Regions from separate parts of the Mus musculus genome. Here regions 2 and 3 are each linked to region 1. The links are chromatin contacts, found by Hi-C or POLR2A ChIA-PET in ENCODE. All regions are on one chromosome and are shown on one strand. Each heading gives the region's core, a stretch centred on a gene start or an enhancer-like site at or near the end of the contact. The rest is flanking DNA. Distances are from core to core; before and after follow the strand shown. Region 1 has its middle 15 kb from the start of Gm46162. Region 2 overlaps Gm36139 (a long non-coding RNA gene). Region 3 holds the start of Ivns1abp (influenza virus NS1A binding protein).

Region 1 (3,380 bases), core at 391-2,890:
TGGAGTCTTTTCTCTGCGTGCCACCTGTGAGGTGGGTTTGCTCTGGTTTTATAGAGGAAGCTGAACGGAGCTGGGTGTTTGTGTAATCACCAGCTCTGATGCCTGGCAAGCTTTGGGGCTGGAATTTGATACCACTTATTACATACTTAGCACACCTTGTTGTAAAGGCAACGGGAGAATTCTCTACATTCCTTTAGGCATTTCTAACATGCACACAGCAGCTGTTTGGCCAAACAGTTGTGTCTTGACAGATCTTGTAAGATCATTCTTCTATTAATTAGAATCTCAATTTAAGCCTTATAATTTGAGGGTTTACAAGGTTATATGTTTTCTCTTTAGACTATAACTTCCGAGACACCAATATTCATATCTCTCACAGCATTTGATGAATAAGTGATGTTCATTTAATTTCTGTGGATTTGATTTTCACCATGTGAATGACACAGCAGAAAGATAGCTGACCTGAAGTGAGAGTTATAGTTAAAACCATTTAAAGGCATTCAAATATGCACGGTTCATAGGAGTTTTGACAGTTCTTATATCGACAATGTTAGAGCCTCAGGGAGATTGACGGGGGTATAATTGGGATGGATGTTCTGAGAAGATGTATGCTATTTCATCCTACTTTATACTTAGTGTGTATTTTGTGCATACATGCTTGTGTGAAGGTTTGCGCCATGGAATATTTTCAAGTCTTTCTTTCCATCATGTAGGCGTCCGGGGTCATCAGGTCATCAAGCTTGGTGGCCAGTGCCTCTATCTGTTGAACCAACTTGCTAGCCTCATCAATCATTTCCATTTAAAAAAAAAATCTGCTGGGCATGGTGGCGCACGCCTTTAATCCCAGCACTCAGGAGGCAGAGGCAGGCGGATTTCTGAGTTCGAGGCCAGCCTGGTGTACAAAGTGAGCTCCAGGACAGCCAGGGCTATACAGAGAAACCCTGTTTCGAAAAACCAAAATCAATCAATCAATCAATCAATCAATCCACCACTTAAGTCTTTATTGTAGAAGTCCTTTTAGATTTTTATCAGCATTGTCATTATGCATATGCTTGTCAAGCTCGCCTCGCATTCCAACTTAATCAGCTGATACTCTGAACCTTACTTTTTCCGTATTTCATGAATAAGCGCCCATCAGGGTCAACGGGGAACAGGAAAACAAAGGCTAATTTCATTCAGAAGGCTGTTTTCTCCTGGCTGTGGTGCCTGTTTCCTGCTTGAGTCAGCGCCCAGAGAGAGCACAGCACTGGGTGTGAGAGCCAATCAAGCAGCGTCTTAATAAACCAGAGAAGATGGAAACAAACCTCCTTTCATGTCATGATAGGACTTCCTCTGCTTTGGAAAGTCTGTGTAACTCAGATCACTAGAATTCTCATTCTTTCCCCAAAGACAGTCGTGGAGGAGGAGGCAACTGCTGGCACGAGGTTTGAAGCTTGTACTCCATGGAAGCCAGTAGCTTGTTTTTCCATCTGGTCTAGGACTACAGTTTGCAAACCTCTTTCTGAATTACTCATTCCCTGGTAAACGCCGATCTCCGGCTACTGGAGGACGTGTGCCAGGCTTTGCCCTGAGGTCTGCAAACATAATATGGCCCTTGTTTAATACTGTTTTGCTACCAGAAGTACAGCTAGTTCTACCGAGGTTTGTGCTTGCCATCCCAGGCTGGTCTCCGTTCAAAGGATCTGTTTATCTCCGTGAAGTTGACGGCTTGAGCACCCAAGGGATGGATCATCATGCTGACCCCTACTCCCAGCTGGGAGACATGGCTAAGCATTTGGCTACAGATCTCCAGATATTAGCTTGGAGTAGTTGTGGTACTGGTTCAAGTGTTCCTGGAGGGTGTCCACATTTGTAATTTCCCTGTGTGGTCTGACATGCCTCCAGCTGTAGCCTTTCCCGACAGGGAAGGTGACTAAGTCCTCTGCCTAGTTTGTTAGACTCAAGTGGCTGAGTTTAGCTTTGTTCTAACTGTGGGGCCTCTTAAGGGCTTCCATGGTTCTGCAGTAAATTGCACAAAAGCAAACAGCTCAAACGTCTTAAAAATAATTACTATTATTATTTGTGTGTATGTGTGTGTGTGTGCATGTCTGTTACAGCAAAGATGGAGGTCAGAGAATGGCATGGGGCATCAGCTCTCTCACCTTTCTCTGGATCCTGAGGGATCAAACTCAGGTTGTGCCTCTTAGTGCTCATCTAGGGGTACCCACACCACAAACAGGCAGCCTGAGCTACACTCCTAGCTGGATCCTCCACTAGTCTTTTGACCTTAAAAAAGTAGCCTAACCTGTCTTTGGTAAGAGTGGCTGCTAAGAGCAGGAATGAATAGCATGCACTTTCCTTTACCCTCAGCTATCAGATGCCATGCGACCAGAACTCCAGACCCACTGAGCTGTTCAGACTCTTTCCCTTGTGCACAAAGGAAACTCACACTAGTCATTGTTAAGCAGATGAATGAAAGGGAAAACCGGTTGCTTGGAGATTTGTTTTCTATGGGGCCCAAAGAAGCCTCATAATTCCTCAGTGAAGACTCCAAGAGCTTTTGCAAATCCCAGTGAGAAAACTGGATTCCTTATCCCTTCTCTAAGCTGGTTTTGATCCTGGATTCTAACTTGTCAAGATACTTTGGGGTCTTGACTCTTTTGGATTTTGTTTGTTATCTCCTAGGCTGGTACCATCTATAAACTTCAAAGTTGTGTGTGTGTGTGTATATATATATGTATATATATGTGTATATATATATGTATATATATATATGAATGAAATAATGAAAGGCAAGGAAATTACTCTATTGTACTCTCTTAGGCAGCCCTTCAGTACTGGCACACTGGCTGGCCTTAAGGCTAAGTAGATTGCTCAGCAAATGCGCAATCCACTCTGGCTCCTTTTGCCGTCTTACCCACAGAGTTGATATGAGAGGCTCCTAGGGCTTTGTAGAAATGTGTTAACACATTACTGAGCAGCCTCTGGGTCACTAAGTTAGGGTTCTGTCTGTAACAGTAGTGATGGTGTTAACTTGAAATCATTTTATTCACATCGGTGCATTTGCTACCTGTTATCTTACTACTATGTAATTAATATAGTGTGTTCTTCATATTAAGCAAAAGATGTTGAAAATTTTATTCTAAACATTTGATAAGGACTAGTTTATAAGTTTTCCTCTGTTATTATTTTTAGCTGAATTAGGTGTGCACAGGCACACACACACAGATGTACATATATATTTGCACAAATGAATGCACACATACATACACACACACAAGCATGTGCCAAGGACCAGCCTCGGCTTGGATAGGGGTTCTGAGGAAGGGGTGCCAGGGAACACTGAAAGAACAACTCAAAGTCAAATCACAGGTTACAAGCTGATGCCCTGTGACACCTCT
Region 2 (3,380 bases), core at 502-3,001, 110 kb after region 1:
AAGTGATCTTAACTGTAGGCATAGAGAAATGAGATAAAAGTTTTCTTTGGTGTCTTGTGAGACATATCCTTATAGCTCAGCAGCTGTGGTGGAAGATATCTAACCTAGAAATATATATATTCTCATTCTGTTTTTAAAAATACTATATAACACTTTCAAGGCCTAAATGATACCAAGTTAAATGCACAGGCAATAAAGATGATATGGATTTCTGGTTTTTAAGGGAAGAACATTTTGATGTTTTAAATTTTAGGAAAAACATATTTACTTTTTTGAGAACCTCCACATGTTCTCCCATAGTGGCTATAGAAGCCCCTTGAGGCACAGGATTGGCCAGGCCCATTCCCTGAGGGCCTCTGTCAGGTTTCACCCACAAAACACTCTGCCCTAATGGCAGGGCTCAGCCCCTGCCCCACAGAATAAAAAGCCCAGCTCAAGACTTTTCAAGATTTTAATCCCATCAATCCCCACCCTGGAAAGCTCCGTCTCTCATGAAATCCTATATAATAAACTCTGTCCTCTACTGCTTCTTGCCGGAGCAGAAGCAGCTGCCCTCCTGGGTCTTTCCCTCCCAATAAACCTCTTGTGAGAAGTTTGTTGTGCAGTGTGACTCCTCAGCTCCCAACTGCCAGGATACCTTTCCATCTGAGCTCTAACACTCACAGGCTGTACCCACTGACATTCCCATCAACACTATAGAAAGGCTGCATTTTCTCTGCTTTCTCACCTGTACTTGTTTTCTGTGGTCCTTTCTGATAAGAGCCACCCTTACTGCACTGAAATGACGTGGCATTCTGGTGTTGGTTTGCATCTTCCTGATGATTAGTGATACTAAACTCCTCCCCCATTTTTTTAAACCTACTGTACATTTTGTATGCATTCTGAGAAATGTTTGCTTAGGTATATGCCTATTTTTGAATGAGTCTTAAAGGATACCATTCTAATTATTGTTCTTTCTTTCTTTCTTTCTTTCTTTCTTTCTTTCTTTCTTCCTTCCTTCCTTCCTTCCTTCCTTCCTTCCTTCCTTCCTTCCTTTCTTTTTGCTGTTGAGTTTTTTAGATTTCTGTATATTCTGGATGTCAACCTGTATTAGTTACTTTCTTCTCTGCTGCTATACAAAGGTTTGTGTTGGCTCACAGTTTGAAGCTGCCATTCAAACACAAGGCAGCTAGTCACATTGTATGCAGTCAGGAAGCTGAGAGAGAGAGAGAGAGAGAGAGAGAGAGAGAGAGAGAGAGAGAGAGAGAGAGAGAGAGAGAGAGAGAGAGAGGAGAGAGAGAGAGATATTCTCATGCCTAGCTCACTTTCTCCTTTTTATTCAGTCTGGGACCCCAGTCCTTGTGAAAGTGCCACCCATATTTGTGGTAAATCATCCCTCTTCACCTGACTTGGGAAACACTCTCAGACACATCCAGAGGCACATCCTCATGGTGACTGTAAACCCAGGCATGCTGACTATCAAGATGAAGGATCACACAGCTCCTTCCCACATGTGCCTTTCTAGGTCATCTCAGCTCTCTGCTGTTTCCTTTTTCACTCTGCTGAGAAGAAGCTGTTTAGTTTGATGTACTTTTTGTTTTTTGTACTTTTGGGGTTCAAGAGATTTTGTGTGTGGAGGTTGCTGCTTCTGTTGGCCTGTAGAGCAAACTGATAGCCATAGGAATTTTTTTTTTCCCCACACAACCTTCAGATAAACGTTAGGGATAGTTTGGAGAATTATCCAGTTGATGCCTGTGAGAAGGCTCTGCAAGATATTATATAATACATCCTTGTTGGAAGACAAGACCTGCTGCGATGACTCACCACAAAAGTCTCCTAACATCTAAGGGAGAGGACACACTTAAAGAGACACTCAGCCTCATTTGTGAACGAGGGGATGAGGAGAGGGTATTGGAATTCCATGTAGGCTTCAGGATGACCTCAGTGACCAGGACATGGGTGTGTCTTTAAGCTTTGGAGCTCAACTTACATTAAATCTCACTGTGCCAAACTCCAGCCTCACTTGCTTGCCCACTTTGGTCATCCCACTACGGATACACTGATAATTTGTCCCAACAGACTAACCTTCTCTTCATCCATGCACATATTCTGTGTGCATCTAGGGCATGAAACCTGCAACTCAGGTTACCCTTATCTAAAAGCTTGACTTCGATTTCAAAGCCTCATTTATCAAAAATTTAGTAAAACTAGGGTTTTCCTATATCTAAGTTACGGTGTCTCAGGTGAGTCACGGTATTAGCTGGGGAGCCCGTATTTCTTCTAGAGTTGTCCAATCAGGATGTCCCACATCTCTTGACCTTCAGAGTCATTTTGAAGAACCGTTCTCACTCATTCTACCTCCCAGGTCTTTATTTCCATGGAACATGTTCTTTCAATTCTAATGAGCTAAATTTTTAAAGTGAAAAAGCCAGAATGTGACTAGTTTTGTATTTTCTTTTTGTTGCTACATATTTTCCCTAAGGCAAGGCACAAAAGAACCAGCCTAGCAAGCTGACGGCAGGAAACGGTGAAGCTGTGGGTGTGGGAAGGAACATACGTGAAAGTTCTTCAGTTAACATTCAGTCTGTGCCTATTTAAAGACAAGTCCTCCTCATTTTCTCTGGTCTGGCCTTTCTAACTTGCTTTGTGTAAACCAGTGGTTCTCATCTTGTGGGTTGTGACCCCTTTGGGGGTTACATATAAGCTATCTACGTTATGATTCATAACAATAGCAAAAAAAGAACAGTTTAAAGAAGCAATCAAAATAATTTTATGTTTGTGGGTCACCACAACCAGAAGAAATGTATTAAAGAGTCATAGCATTAGGAAGGTTGAGAACCACTGGTTTAAATCCTGCTTCTTCCAGTACTAACTCATGTTTCCTACTATAAATCACGTAATTTATGCTGCATCCTTTAATGGTAAGTGGCTTACAATCTCTATAGCATAGAAATAAGCGTTGGAGGAATCCCTGATAGAAATTTGTTTAGCCTCAAAGTTCTCCCAGTATGTTTTTCTTTACTGTGGCAAAATACCAAAGGCAATCAACTTAAAGGAAGGAAAGGTTTCTGTTTGCTCGTGGTTTTAGAGGTTCAACTCATAGGGCCAGGCTCTGTTGCTTTGGGTCTTATATCATTGCATGAATGCTTGGCAGAAGAGGGATGTTGGATCCTGATGCTTGAAATCAGACAGGGAGGGTGGAGAAAGGATCTGAGTCTCAATACATCCCTCGGGAGCGCTTCTTCATTGATTAAACTTCCTCTCAGTCGTTTCCATCTCTTAAAGGTGTCACCACGTCTAGTAGTGTAACAGGCTGGGGACTCAGTATTCAACATGGATTTCTGGGGAGCACGAGAGATCTAAATTCTAGCAAGCCTCAAGTGGAAATTTGTTTATAATGA
Region 3 (3,380 bases), core at 381-2,880, 110 kb before region 1:
TATTAATTAACTCAAGATTTCACTAATTAGGAAATCAAAAGAAAGCCACCCCAGGCCTCCCTGCAAGGAAGCCACCAAAGTGTGGGTTTGATATAATGCCTGCTAGGTGGCATTACAGCATATTGGTTTCAATCCAGTTCTACCCAGTCAATGTTTACATCCAGGCTTACAAATAAGTCCTTTAACATTTTAAAGATATTAAAGACTTAGCAGGATTCAACCTGAAACTATTTTCTTAGTTATTTTTTTCCTAAGTCAACCACTGGTGTTAAAATTAAAGAAAATATGGCTAAGGTGATTTAGTCCGTGCGGCTTGTGTGCTCTTACTTCCAGAGCTATGGTGTATTGCCAAAACAGGAGACCACAACAAAACTCCTAAGAACTTGATATCTGGGTGTTCTAACCTCCACTACTGACAGACATTAAACAAAACGTTGCCTTTTAGGCCGTCCGACTTCTTTTTGATCGAAATGTTTGCTCTCCGGAATCATTTATCTGCAACTTATTGAGGGAAAGGCGGAAATATTTCTCAAATTTGTGTGTGTGTGTGTACAGATTTCCTTACGTTAATCTCCACTCTGACACTCCCCGGTGTCTTATCAACGAGGTCCTTTACCCAAAAATAGAAAAAAAAAAAAAAAGGTGATCGGACGAAAAGCCTGCTCTCCACCTATTTCTTTCAGAGAACATGGAGCCTGTGCCCCGGCGCGCCGGGGACCCCGCGCTGCAAGGCCTGGGGCGCGCTCTCGGCGGGTACAGCGAGGCACCCGCACACCCCCGGCCGCGATTGGCCGCGATTGGCCGGCGGCGCAGTCACTCAGAGCTGACACGTCAGGGCAGCCGCTCCCTCGCTCCTCCCGCCTCCTTTTCCCCGCGCTTGGCAAGAAAAGCGGGCAACGTGGAGCTCGAACAAAGGACCCCGTGGTCCACGGCGACCAGGGACTCCGTGCCACCCCACGCCTAACCCCTGGAACCGATGCGCTCTGAGGGCGGCTCTGTGTCCCCACGCGCCGGCCGCGGGGAGTCTTAGCCCGGAGAGCCCCAAACCGCAGCCGGCACCTCGCTCCTGACAGCGGGAAACGATGTCTACAGTCCTCGGTGGCCGCCGCTCTCATCCGGCGGGTCATCCCTCCTAGTCCTCCGCCGGGCCAGGTCCCGGGGACCCTCCGTCACCCAGCGCGGAAGCCTGACGATCCCCGCCCCGGCGGAGGAAGGTCCGGGACCACCGCGCTCTTCCCCCGCCAGCCGGCAACCGAGCCGAATGCGGAGCCCCGCGATGCCCGTGTCTCCCGGGACAGCGGGACGCTCCGCACCACCACCATCTTCCCACCCCGCCCTCTCCCTCCCGCGGCGCCCGCGTACAGCGCGTTACCTGGGTCATCTCTGAAGAGATGGCGAAATTCATCTCCAGAGCTTCGACGGGCTGCAGGCGGAAGGCGCTGGAAGGGGCTCGGGGCGACCGGGCGGGAGGCTGCGGGCTGAGGAAGACCAGTGGGTACTCGCGGGAACTCGCTCGCCGCCACGACGCGCCCAGCACCTCCGAGCGACTGACCGACCTCCACGCGCGTCCCGAACACACTGCCACCGCCGCCGCCGCCGCGCGCGCTCGCGCCGCACTCCCTCGCACGTCACCACGTGCGCTGCCGCCAACGCCTCCCGGCCGCTTCCGGCTCTGATGCCTGAGCGAATCACAGGCGAGCTCCCGGGAAGATCCCGCTCTGAGGCTCCGCCCCCGGACAGGGCCCCGCCCACCTCATAGCTCTTTTCCTCAACCGCCCCCTCCTTCCTTCTCGGCTCAACTAGGTCAGCGCAAGGTGATCCGGGAGAGCGGGGCGGCGGGGACCGCTCCTCCTGTTACTTATCGAGCGCGCGCTCCCTCCCGAGCCTCACACCCTCGCTTCGCCCTTTTTTTTCCACTGTCCAGGAACTGGTTCCCTCCTTCCTCTTCCACCTGCCCTACCTTCTCCAGAGATCCGACGTGGCGATTAGAGTTCTCAGCGTCACACTGACTTCTAGGCAACTAGCCTAGACTGGAGCTGCGTGTTGTGGGAACCCCGCGGCAGTAGTTGAGCATCAGGCTCTTACCTTGGAGGTGGAGGGGTGAGAAGAATGGAGGAAGAAGGGATAAGTCAGAGGAGGGCCTGAACAACTAGCCCCTCTATTGGCCTGCTTTGGGTGAGCATTCAGTGAGTGTGTTTAAAAAAAAAAAAAAAAAAAAAAAAGGTGAAAGAGATATTATCGGTGTGCCATAAAATGCGTGTTCACTTCTACTTTTTGTCCCCCTCTGGTATCAGTTCCTGATGTCTCGACTTCTTTGGACAAAGAAAAGTAGCTTGGGGAATTGTTAGTCCCTATCTCTACCCCCTGGGGCCTTTTAACCCAGGAGCCAAGCCCAGTCATCCACCCACCTTGCCCCTAGGAGGCAGGCAGTTGTTTAGGTCAAATGTGATTTAAGCTGGGCTCCACTTCTTCATATGACTCTGAAGCACATGCTGGGAAGTTTCCTTGATTGAAGATGAGGGGATTTGGTGAGATTATATCCAAAGGTCTATAAAGTATACACATAATCGAGTTAGGTAAAGGTTTCCAGATTAATGCTTATACTGGTTTATAGAGGGCGCTTACACAGTCTAGACCTGACTTTGATCATCCCGCTTAATTTGTAGCCATTTCTTGGAGCTCTTTGACAATGCTTCCTACCCTTCTTTAATGTGTTAGCGGGTAGGAAATAGAAATTGGGAGGGGGGTCTTCATTACTTTTAAAAAATAAGATCTTGTGGCCAGGAGACGTTTCTTTTTTGTTGTTGTTTCACAAAAGGAGGAAGTAGAAACTGAGCTGTCAGCTAGTATGATTATGTGTCTTAGAGAAACTGGCATTTGCCGTCCAGCTTTTCTCTTTGATAGCACATTACTTTTGTTGCAAATGACACTATTAGGGACCTGGATTACTGAGCTCCTTCTGGCAGTGAGAGAATATGAACTGCCCACTTGGGACAGGCACATGACTGGCCTGCCGGACACATGGTCCTACTTGCTGTACACTAAATAGCGTCTTTGTAATCTGGAACAGTCAACACTCTCTTAAAGCGACAGTGTGATCGGAGTCAGTGCATTTTGGCCTTCAGTATTTCCTGCTCTATGAATCCTGGCATAATTTTACATAGTATCTGTCTTTCAGGCATCTCAGTATGTATAATAGCCACTGACACTTGGAAGTGAGCCATAAATGATTATTTGCATTCTTTGTAATAGTAACAAAGGACATAATGTTGATCTCGGGGCGGAGAACATAGTTTAGCAGTAGAGTGCTTGCCTAAAGCACCAGGGTGCTTGGGTTTCATCTCTAACACTGTAAACACACAAACACATTATATACACAG

The links. A loop is a pair of places that touch in the nucleus more often than their neighbours do. ChIA-PET counts read pairs that join two places held with the same protein, here RNA polymerase II (POLR2A).
Region 2: a map of heart shows a loop between it and region 1 (1.8-fold over the local background). The contact joins two enhancer-like sites. A Hi-C loop is called at or near these places in 1 of 37 maps with a recorded cell type or tissue (heart). POLR2A ChIA-PET finds 5 or more read pairs at or near these places in 1 of 5 experiments (Patski).
Region 3: a map of heart shows a loop between it and region 1 (2.2-fold over the local background). The contact joins the promoter of Ivns1abp here to the enhancer-like site in region 1. A Hi-C loop is called at or near these places in 3 of 37 maps with a recorded cell type or tissue (Patski and heart). POLR2A ChIA-PET finds 5 or more read pairs at or near these places in 1 of 5 experiments (Patski).

Annotation. Positions count from the first base shown.
Region 1 is chr1:151,234,736-151,238,115 of GRCm38, reverse strand. No RefSeq gene overlaps it. Among named protein-coding and RNA genes, the nearest start is that of Gm46162, 15 kb to the left of the region's middle. Within about 2 kb of position 1,640, at least 1 of the 3 ENCODE cell types and tissues checked has a DNase peak (open chromatin) inside an H3K27ac peak, as active enhancers do; it is heart, where a contact is called at or near this core.
Region 2 is chr1:151,124,366-151,127,745 of GRCm38, reverse strand. All of the region lies in intron 1 of Gm36139 (a long non-coding RNA gene), which reads left to right. Among named protein-coding and RNA genes, the nearest start is that of C730036E19Rik, 12 kb to the left of the region's middle. Within about 2 kb of position 1,751, at least 1 of the 3 ENCODE cell types and tissues checked has a DNase peak (open chromatin) inside an H3K27ac peak, as active enhancers do.
Region 3 is chr1:151,342,748-151,346,127 of GRCm38, reverse strand. Ivns1abp (influenza virus NS1A binding protein) reads right to left here and starts at 1,630. Exons shown (of 15, transcript NM_054102.2): 1 at 1,373-1,630. It also overlaps the pseudogene Gm10138.